Linked DNA regions of Homo sapiens: region 1 is linked to region 2. A link is an interaction called in ENCODE POLR2A ChIA-PET data of the cell type or tissue named here. Cell type or tissue: Panc1. All regions are shown on one strand. Each heading gives the region's core, and the rest is flanking DNA. Links, peaks and the distances in the headings are about the cores only. Region 1 overlaps CBX1 (chromobox 1). Region 2 overlaps SP2 (Sp2 transcription factor).

Evidence for each region. Peaks named below come from ENCODE experiments on the same cell type or tissue, not always from the same donor. Only the 100,000 strongest peaks of a DNase experiment are listed, where the experiment ranks them.
Region 1: POLR2A ChIA-PET joins it to region 2 with 7 read pairs; 2 of 35 experiments call an interaction of 5 or more read pairs at or near these places.

Annotation. Positions count from the first base shown.
Region 1 is chr17:48,071,600-48,076,924 of GRCh38, forward strand. CBX1 (chromobox 1) reads right to left here. Exons shown (of 5, transcript NM_001127228.2): 2 at 5,266-5,325; 3 at 4,402-4,579; 4 at 3,407-3,501. Among named protein-coding and RNA genes, the nearest start is that of NFE2L1, 26 kb to the left of the region's middle. In Panc1, for the core only: CTCF peaks have their summits at 2,937 (motif pointing left) and 3,151; a DNase peak (open chromatin) is centred at 2,932; H3K27ac peaks cover 291 bases.
Region 2 is chr17:47,920,504-47,925,887 of GRCh38, forward strand. SP2 (Sp2 transcription factor) reads left to right here. Exons shown (of 7, transcript NM_003110.6): 4 at 2,459-2,771; 5 at 4,416-4,590; 6 at 4,845-5,038. The region is part of intron 1 of SP2-AS1 (SP2 antisense RNA 1); the gene reads right to left. Among named protein-coding and RNA genes, the nearest start is that of SP2-AS1, 18 kb to the right of the region's middle. In Panc1, for the core only: no CTCF peak of the experiment used is centred there; no DNase peak of the experiment used is centred there.

The DNA.
Region 1 (5,325 bases), core at 275-5,274, 150 kb after region 2:
AGACTTTGAGACCAGGTGCTGGTGGTCTATCCTAAGTTGGATAACCCAGGGGACAGTGCTTTAAAAATGGTAATTTTAGAAAAATAGGCTAGGGAACAATGAAAACGTGGCCCAAGCAGCATTTACTGGCAATTGTATGTCAAGTGACATCCTCAGAGTTAACTCTCCTGTTGAAAATTCCCTCTGGGGATTCGTGTATGTCAAAAGCCAGGTCAATGGACTTAACCAATCACATCTGAACATCTGGGCAAGGCCCCAAAAAGCATGACTCTCTAGATTCTCTGAGGGAAGAGAGGATACCTAGATTCTCTGAGGGAAGAGAAGTTACCACACTCCTCCAAAAGCCATATCCCAGCTGATAAGAACCCATGGAGAAATCTTGGCTTTGTAATAGGATTTTTTTTTTTTTTTTTTTGAGACAGAATCTCACTCTGTTGCCCAGCCTGGAGTGCAGTGGCATGATCTCGGATCACCACAACCTCCACCTCCTGGGTTCAAGCGATTTTCCTGCCTCAGCCTCCCCTAATAGCTGGAATTATAGGTGTGCGCCACCACACCCAGCTAATTTTTGTATTTTTAGTAGAGATGGGGTTTTGCCATCTCTACTAAAGATGTTGGCCAGGCTCATCTTGAACTCCTGACATCAGGTGATCCACCTGCCTCAGCCTCCCAAAGTGTTGGGATTACAGGCATGAGCCACCTCGCCCGGCCCGTAATAGGATTAAATACCACATCTGGCATTGGCCAGAGCAAATGAAGATGGACACTTTTTGCATAATCGTAATTACACTGACACTTCCAAATGCTATCCTCGCATAACTTCCAGGTGCTTTGAAATGATGTTTCAACATCGGGAGTAGAAAATGAGGGAGCTGTAGTTTTCTGAATTTTAAAATGTTTTCAAGTGGCTGGCCGCAGTGGCTCACACCTGTAATCCCAGCACTTTGGGAAGCCGAGGCAGGTGGATCACGAGGTCAGATCGAGACCATCCTGGCTAACACGGTGAAACCCTGTCTCTACTAAAAATACAAAAATTAGCCTGGTGTGGTGGCAGGCACCTGTAGTCCCAGCTACTTGGGAGGCTGAGGCAGGAGAATGGCGTGAAACTGGGAGGCAGAGCTTGCAGTGAGCCGAGATCATGCCACTGCACTCCAGCCTGGGCGACAGAGTGAGACTCTGTCTCAAAAAAAAAAAGTTTTCAAAATTTGAAAATCATACACATTATAAGGGAATTAGGAGTAAACTCTTAGGCAGGGAGCAGTAGCTCACGCCTATAATCCCAGCACTTTGGGAGGCCAAGGTGGGCAGGCCCAGGAGTTCAAGACCAGCCTGGTCAACATGGCAAAACCGTGTTGCTACTAAAAATACAAAAATTAGCCAGGCATGGTGGCGTGCGCCTGTAATCCCAACTATTCGGGAGGCTGAGGCACAAGAATCGCTTGAACCTGGGAGGTGGAGGTTGTAGTGAACAGAGATCGCCTCACTGCACTTCAGCCTGGGTGACAGAGCGAGACTCTGTCTCATTTAAAAAAAAAACAAACTCTTATCTTCAGGTTATTAGGAATGTCCTAGACAGAAGCAGTAGCGTAAAGCAAGCAGGAGACACCTGATGACATCTCTGACAAAGCACCACCCCAAATCTCTAGAACCTTAATAACAGGAAATCAGAGCCACATAGTCCCATAGAGCAGAAGAGTAAGCTGATAATGTATGTTTTTGAACAATGGACCCAAGAGAATGGGAGGGAAATGGGAATCTGAAGCATGCTGCCATTTGCTGACAGCTGAACAACACCCTCTGAGTTAAATTTAGTCATTTCACTCCCCAGAAATATTTACTACTTTTAGAAATATACAAAAATCTCTATTCTCCAGTAAAATAACTTTTTAAAATGTACTTTGTCTTATAATCAAATCCAGTTTTAACCTGTAGACAGCAGTGAGTCGGCCAGGTGCAGTGGCTCACGCCTGTAATCCTAGCACCTTGGGAGGCTGAGGTGGGTGGATCACCTGAGGTCAGGAGTTTGAGACCAGCCTGGCCAACATGGTGAAACCCCATCTCTATGAAAAATACAAAAATCAGCCAGGCGTGGTAGCACATGCCTGTAATCCCAGCTACTTGAGAGGCTGAGGCAGAAGAATCATTGAACCCGGAGGGGCGGAGGTTGCAGTGAGCTGAGATCGTGCCACTGCACTCCAGCCTGGGCGAAAGAGTGAGACTGTCTCAAAAAAAAAAAAAAAAAAAAAGACAGTAGTGAGTCAACCAAAGGAGTACAATCTTAAGCAATATGGAGATACTACTGTAACTCACACTGGTCACATGCAGAAAAAGTATATTCTAGCTAAACTGAGTAACTCACAGTATAACTTCTCCCACCCAATAAGCAGCATCTTAAAAATGAACTTTTCTCTTATAGGTTAACAATAAATCAGCTAAAAGAGGGGCAGCTCCAGTAACTGCCTAGGGAATACATAGAAGAGAATAGGTTAGTTAGTTGTGACTCTGGCTTTCAGTGGTGCTAAAGTTAGGCCCCTCCAGCCATACTGTAAAAGAGGATAATTAGTACAGACACGAGTTTCAGAGTAAGTTCTGGACTGACAAAAGGACAAAGCTCCATAGACTGTGTGTGTGTGTGTGTGTTTTAAAGGACAAAGTTTCTAGAATGCTGCCTTCATTGGCAATGGCTTAGAATTATTCCTTCCAAATTTTAAATACAATCATTGAGATCCACTTTGTGGGGAGAATGAGCAAGAAATAGGAAGAATGGCCTTCTTTTGACAGAGTAGGAAAATTACAGAGATTGTTGGGATAACTATCTTCATTAGGCTGTTTCATGGAGTATTACTATCACTGGTATTTATACTCATAATGGAAAAAAGCAGGCTTGCTCTATGCTTGATAGCAGTTAAGGAGCCTTGCTGACCCCTGCTGGCTGATCCTGTAATTGTAGAATCTGCACAAATTGAAAGGGATCCAACAATTAAGGACAAAAGGAAGAACTACAGATTCTTTCCTAACCCTGAGAATTTAGCAGAATTTCTGATTCTGGGGCCAGCCTCATCTTTATTAAGGAGGTGGTAGAAGGAGAGGGTGGTCCAATCACATTTCATTTTCTCCCCCTTTATTTACAGAAGTGAAATGTAATTCCTTCCCACACTCTTTCCACTCTAGATTGTCTCCCACCTCCTAAAAATATGGGCAAAGACCCAAGATTCCTAAGGGCTCCTACCTGTAACTCATGAGTCCAGGGTGGCAGTCAGGCCGAGGGTCACTATCGAAGGACTATGCCATCTTAACAATTTCACACTTGGGTGATTGGAATTTCGAAGGTCCAGCTCTTTTCCTCTGGCATGAAACCAATGGGAGAAGAAAAAAAACAACCACACAGAGCCACTGGCCGACTCACCATTTCATCAGGAACATGAGCTCTCCACTGGAGTCTGTAGCTCCAATAATCCGCTCCGGCTCCAAACCTCGAGCAAAGCCTCGTGGCTTTTCTGACTGTAAAAACAAGATGGGTAGAACAATTTTATCTATATGGGACTATTATCCAGACTGGAACCATTCCTGTGTCTCTGATTAATGTAATCACAAACTCTTTTTTTTTTTTTTTGAGACGGAATCTCACTCTGTCGCCCAGGCTGGAGTGCAGTGGTGCGATCTCGGCTCACTGCAGCCTCTGCCTCCCAGGTTCAAGTGATTCTCCTGCCTCAGCCTCCCAAGTAGCTGGGACCACAGGCACATGCCACCACGTCAGCTAATTTTTTGTATTTTTAGTAGAGACCCAGTTTCTCCGTGTTAGTCAGGATGGTCTTGATCTCCTGACCTTGTGATCCGCCCGCCTCGGCCTCCCAAGGGGCTGGGATTACAGGTGTGAGCCACCGTGCCCGGCCCAATCACAAACTCTTTTGCCAATATTTCACCAATACCTTGGCTCAAGTAAGAGAGCTGTTAGAATCCTTTGGAGTGATTATTCATCAATGTCTGAAGCGCATGAGATTTTCCCTATGTGAAAAGGGACATACAGCCCAAGCAAAATCAATGTTTACAACTATCTCTTCACTCTCAAAAAACAACTTACTTTAAGATACTGATTAAGTCAAAATAGCCACCTCACACCTTTAATGATTAAATATTGAAAACTATTTTTTACAAGAATGAATTCACTTGCCCTTATATCTGTCCCCAGCAAGTTTTCCATTTACTGCTCCTGTACCATGGATAAAAAGTAAGAGATCATGTGGCTTCATGACAGTACACTCTCACTTTGTAGGCATTAGCCTACCTAAGATTTCAGGACTAAGAAGAGACAGCTGCTAATATCAGGGAAGAAGCAGAACAAAACTACTTTGACAGTAGTTTGAATTGTGGGCTAGTAAAAATTCTTACTTCTATTCTTACCTCTTCTTTCTTCTTCTTTGGTTTGCTCTCCTCTCCCTTATCTTCAGAATCAGAATCAGCTTTGCGCTTGCCTCCCTCTGATTTATCTGTCTCATGTGCTGTTTTCTGTGACTGCAGAAACTCAGCAATGAGGTCGGGGCAATCCAGGTTCTCTTCTGGCTCCCATGTGTTGTCCTCACTGAAACCAGAGGGCACAGCAAGTCACACTTTCACTCAAATAAGTATACTCATACTAAGGATAATCGTAAGAGGACAAGACCTCAGATGTCTATGGAAAAGCTGAAATTCTTGGGGAATGGGGAAGCTTTTTAGTATAAATAGAAAGCTAAGAAACTGGCTTCCTTCAAAGGCAAATGACTTTTATTTGTCAATTTAAATTGGTCTGTAGCCACACACAAAACTGTTTCTCAGCAATCACTATGGGCTGGGTACAGTGGCTCATGCTTGTAGTCCCAACACTTTGGGAGGCCCAGGTGGGAGGACTGCTTGAGGCCAGGAGTTAAGAGACAAACCTGGGCAACTAAGCGAGACATGGTGGTGCATGCCTGTGGTACCAGCTACTTAGAAGGCTGAGGTGGGAGGATACCTTGAGCCTGGGAGGTTGAGGCTGCAGCGAGCTATGACTGCACCACTGTACTCCAGCCTGGGTGACAGAGCGAGACCTCGTCTCAAAAGAAATAATTTTTAAAAAGAAGTCATTCTGCTTTGTATTATAAGCAGTAGGCCATATTCCTAATTAAACAATAAGCCATGAAGGTGGGGACTGAGTCACACTGTATCCATCATAGCACTGGAGGTCTCATACATCTCTAGACTCCTGATAAACACGTGGTGGCTACATTTACCTGTGTCAGTGAAACTTACTCTGAGAATCCCTTCCACTTTAGGAGGTACTCCACTTTGCCCTTTACCACTCGACGGTCG
Region 2 (5,384 bases), core at 385-5,384:
TCTCGATCTCCTGACTCTGTGATCCGCCCGCCTCAGCCTCCCAAAGTGCTGGGATTACAGGCATGAGCCACCGCACCCGGCCAATTTTTGTATTTTTTTAGTAGAGACGGGGTTTTACCATCTTGGCCAGGCTGGTCTCGAACTTCTGACCTTATGATCCACCCGCCTCGGCCTCCCAAAGTGCTGGGATTACAGGCTCGAGCCACCACACCCAGCCTTCAGGTTGGCTCTTATATCCCTCTGACAGGCTCTCATTCTTTTTTTTTATAAAATCAGCTTTACTGAAACATTCACATACTATGAAACTTACCCTTTTAAAGTATACAATTCAGTGATTTTTAGTATATTCACAGAGTTGTGCAGCCATTACCTCTATATAATTTTAGAACATTTTCATCACCCCAAAAAGAAACTCTCTACCCTTTAGCCATCACTCCCCATTTATTTCCTCCTCTCTGCAGCCCCTGACAACTACTGGTCTATTTGTAATGTTTTCAAGGTTCATCCATGTTGTAGCATGTGTCTGGTGACTGGCTTCCTTCACTTAGCATGTTTCAAGGTTCATCCTGTTGTAGCATGTGTCTGAACTTCATTCCTTATATTTTCCCAACCTCAGCCTTAGGGTCAACCATTTCTTCTCAGATTCCTGGTTCCTCTCATTGAAGGATGTGATTGCCTCTTTTTAATTCTGTCATTGTCTTCCTCCCCCATTTATTTATTTATGTCATTATGGACTCACGGATTGCTGCTTTTTTGTTTTTTTGAGATGGAGTCTCGCTCTGTCACCCAGGCTGGAGTGCAGTGGCACAATCTCGACTCACTGCAACCTCCACCTCCCAGGTTCAAGCAGTTCTCCTGCCTCAGCCTCCCCAGTAGCTGGGATTACAGGCGTGCGCCATCCCTCCCGGCTAATTTTTTTTGTATTTTCAGTAGAGACGGGGTTTCACCAAGTTGACCAAGCTGGTATTGAACCACTGATCTCAAGTGATCCGCCTGCCTTGGCCTCCCAAAGTGCTGGGATTACAGGCGTGAACTACTGCACCCAGCCAGATTCCTGTTTTATTCACTGGGTTATAATCTGTTAAGATTATTTTGATGTTTTCATTGACCTAGATTTGGCCAGTGGGTGCCCCTTTAAGCTGGCTTGTATCTTTTCAAGTCCCCACCATTCTGTAAGCATTTCTTTACTTTCTGGTGCAAGTGTTCCAAGCTTTCCTTGTACCTTCCCTGCCCCAACCCTGGAATCAGCTATTTCTCCAAGGAGCCTGGGTTCCTTTTAGTGGAGCATGTGAGTTACAAGCTAAGGCCTGGGTGCTAGGTAAGCTCATTGCTACTGGGCATGGCTGGTCCCAGCCCTTCTCAATGGACACAGCTAGGAAGTATATATAAATAGACATACCTATGCAATGTCTACGTAGATAGATGTAGATAAACTTATATAAGGACACACACACATGTATACACATACACATATACACACATTTGAATCTATATTTCTCTGTCTATATATATTGAAACCCATGAGTTTCCACCAATGTCTCTAATTCCCATCTAGCACCACAGTGTTCCGTCTAGCCTTCTCCCTTTCCATAACTCCCTTCTGTGACAGTGAGAGCCCTCACTCCTATTATCCTTAACATGCTTCCTTTCTGGATAAGTCCTCGGTATGCAGCCAGTCTCCCACAGCCATTAGCTCTCCCATAGAGACACCCTCCTCAGCCTGCCACCGCCATTCCCTACCCACCACGGACACCCTCCTCCCCGCTACAAATGCCCTCCTTGTCCTGCTCAGCCTCTAATTTGCGTATTTTTAAGGTTTTTGATACATATCCCCAAATTTCCTTCCAGCAAGTTTAGCCCACATCATACTTCCACTCCTAATATACAAGTGTCTGTTTCCTGCTGTCTCACCAACAATGAGCATATTTTATTTTCCATGTTTGTCAATCTGAATTGGAGAAAAGTTGTTTTTCATTAATATGTGGCTCTTTTTTTTTTTTCTGATAACAAAGACCAGAAACTTTTTTTTTTTTGAGACAGCGTATTGCTCTGTCACCCAGGCTAAGTGCAGTAGAGGAATCATAGCTTATGAAAACCTGGAATTCCTGGGCTCTAAAATGTGGCTCTTAAAAACTAAAGTGAACCTGTGTCATTTGTTTGATGGTCATTCACAGTGCACTGCCTTCTAAATCTCCAATTCTGATTCTTGGCAATTACTTTTTCCATGCTAAGTAAATTCAACGTTTGGTTTCAAATCAATAGTCAACATTCGCCAGCTTAGTATAGGATGCCAGCAGCCATTTGTCGAGCATTAGCTGTGTATAAATGTAGGTTTGGGTGAATTGAAGAGACTTTTAGTGGACAGGCGCCCCCAGTTCTCACTTGGGCAGGGACATTTGAAGGCCCCAGGAACCTAGTCTCTTCCAGGCACTGATTTTTTTTCTCTGGCCCCTCCCAGGTCTACATCCGCACGCCTTCCGGTGAGGTGCAGACAGTCCTTGTCCAGGACAGCCCCCCAGCAACAGCTGCAGCCACCTCTAACACCACCTGTAGCAGCCCTGCATCCCGTGCTCCCCATCTGAGTGGGACCAGCAAAAAGCACTCAGCTGCAATTCTCCGAAAAGAGCGTCCCCTGCCAAAGATTGCCCCAGCCGGGAGCATCATCAGCCTGAATGCAGCCCAGTTGGCGGCAGCTGCCCAGGCAATGCAGACCATCAACATCAATGGTGTCCAGGTCCAGGGCGTGCCTGTCACCATCACCAACACAGGCGGTGAGGATGGCCCCTGTGGCCAGGGTGTTGGCAGTGGTACCTGCTCCTAGCAGGTGGAAACTATGGGCTGGCCCCGGGATTTCCAGTAACAATAGTGAGGATGCTGTCCATCATAGCTTAAGGGTACGTCCACCTGCAGCTTCTCACCTAGTCCTTACAATAGCACTCAGAGATAGTTTAAGGCACATGTCCCCATCTGACAGCTGAAGACAGAGAAGATAGATGTACTCGGAAAACTTTCCAACTGACATCCAAACGCAAAGACGGCTTCTTGAAGGAGAAAGCCTTGCGTTAAGGTTGGAAGAAAAGAAGGGAGCCCTGGCAGTCAGAATAGTTTGTGCTGCACTTCAGTTCAGTGGTGAGATTTATGCTGTGAAACCAGCCTTGCAAATAACCAAAGGAAAAATTGGAGCAACCTAGCAAAAATGGCTCCTTATGTAGGGGGAGCTCTCTGAATTTCTCTTCATCCTTAATGAATTTTTTTTTTGAGACAGAGCCTCACTCTGTCGCCCAGGCTGGAGTGCAGTGGTGCGATCTCTGCTTCAGCCTCCCGAGTAGCTGGGATTATAGACGCCCACCACCACGCCCGACTAATTTTTGTATTTTTCGTAGAGATGGGGTTTCACCGTCTTGGCCAGGCTGGTCTTGAACTCCTGACCTGGTGATCCATCCGCCTCAGCCTCCCAAAATGCTGGGATTACAGGTGTGAGCCACCGTGCCCAGCCCATCCTTAATGAATGTTTAGCACTTTAACACATTTGCTTTTCCCTCTTGAGGTGACCCCCAAGAGGATAAGGCATCCTAGAGGATCTGATTTTTCCCAAAGCCCATAGAACTGTGTCCTCTTTTGTGTTTTTTGGTTTTTTTTTTTTTAAGACATGGCCTCAGGGCCTCGCTCTGTCATCCAGGCTGAAGTGCAGTGGCACGATCATGACAATGCAGCCTCAGCCTCCTGGGCTCAAGCAGTCCTCCTACTTCTTCTTCCTGAGTAGCTGGGACTACAGGCATGTAGCACCATGCCCGGCCAATTTTTTAGTTTTTTGTAGAGATGGGGGTCTCCCTATATGCCCAGGCTGGTCTTGAACTCCTGGGCCCAAGCAATTGTCCTGCCTGCCAGAGTGCTGGGATTACAGCTATGAGCCACTGTACCTAGCCTGTGACCTCTTGTCTTTTTAACAGAAATCCCTGGAGACTTTCCTAAAAGCAGAGTTGGTATCTCACAGGGGCCTAAGGTTGGAGGAGATTCAGGAAGAAATGTCTTAAGACCCTTCCCAGCTGAAATCATGTTGGCAATATTCTAAAGCAAATTCTGCCTACATAGTACAGTGGTTCAGGGCACTGACTTTGAAATGGGCTTCCTGGGTTCAGATCTGGGTTCTACCACTTACTAGCTGTGTGATCTTGATATGTTATTGAGCCTCAGTTTCTTCATCTGTAAAGTGCTGATGATAGTACCTATTTTATAGGGTCATGGAGATTAAATGAGTCCCTGTACAAAGGTCCTTAAAATGATATCCAACATACAGCAGGCTCTCAAAAATAGCTGCTGTGATTATCATCTTTGTCATGTGCAGAAGGGCAGAAGGGTTGACTCGAGGTTTCAGGCTTCCTCACCCTGAACTCTGCCCCTCTTTGTCCCCACAGGGCAGCAGCAGCTGACAGTGCAGAATGTTTCTGGGAACAACCTGACCATCAGTGGGCTGAGCCCCACCCAGATCCAGCTGCAAATGGAACAAGCCCTGGCCGGAGAGACCCAGCCCGGGGAGAAGCGGCGCCGCATGGCCTGCACGTGTCCCAACTGCAAGGATGGGGAGAAGAGGTAATTCAAGGAGAAGGCCCAAGCCACAAGGCTGGCCTGTGTTCCCCAAGCCCCTCCTGGACAGTTGTCCAGAGCTGCAAGCTGGCACAGACCAGGCAAGGAAGAGCTGGCAGCTCTGTGCCACCTTGCCCCCTGCCTCCTTGTGCTCTCTGACCTGACCCCACATCCTCACTGCATCCTGTTCCTGCCCCATCCTCTACCGCTTTTCTCTCCTCTTCCTATTCCCTCCACTCCACCCTCACCCCAATTCTCAGGTCTGGAGAGCAGGGCAAGAAGAAGCACGTGTGCCACATCCCCGACTGTGGCAAGACGTTCCGTAAGACGTCCTTGCTGCGTGCCCATGTGCGCCTGCACACTGGCGAGCGGCCCTTTGTCTGCAACTGGTTCTTCTGTGGGAAGAGGTTCACACGGAGTGACGAGCTCCAACGGCATGCTCGCACCCACACAGGTCAGCCCCCTGCCTTCGGGACCCTCCACCCACAGAGGTCAAATTCCTGCCTCTCCTCCCACCCCCACTCTACCGGCTTTAGCAACATTGACACTCCTGGAACTGCCACACTGAGCAAAAGCTACAGACTATCTAGGGACGACATAGGAAATTATTTTCAAGCCATTCTGTTATCACTGTTGTTTCCCCAAGTAATGGGAAAGGAATAGTTGTCATTGCATGACACAACCTGATAACTTTTGCCATGTCAGCATAGTTATTTAACAAACACTGACATGGTATGCCAAGCACAGTACTAAGCACTTTACTGATTACCTCAGTTGATCCTGGTAAGAACTTTATGGGA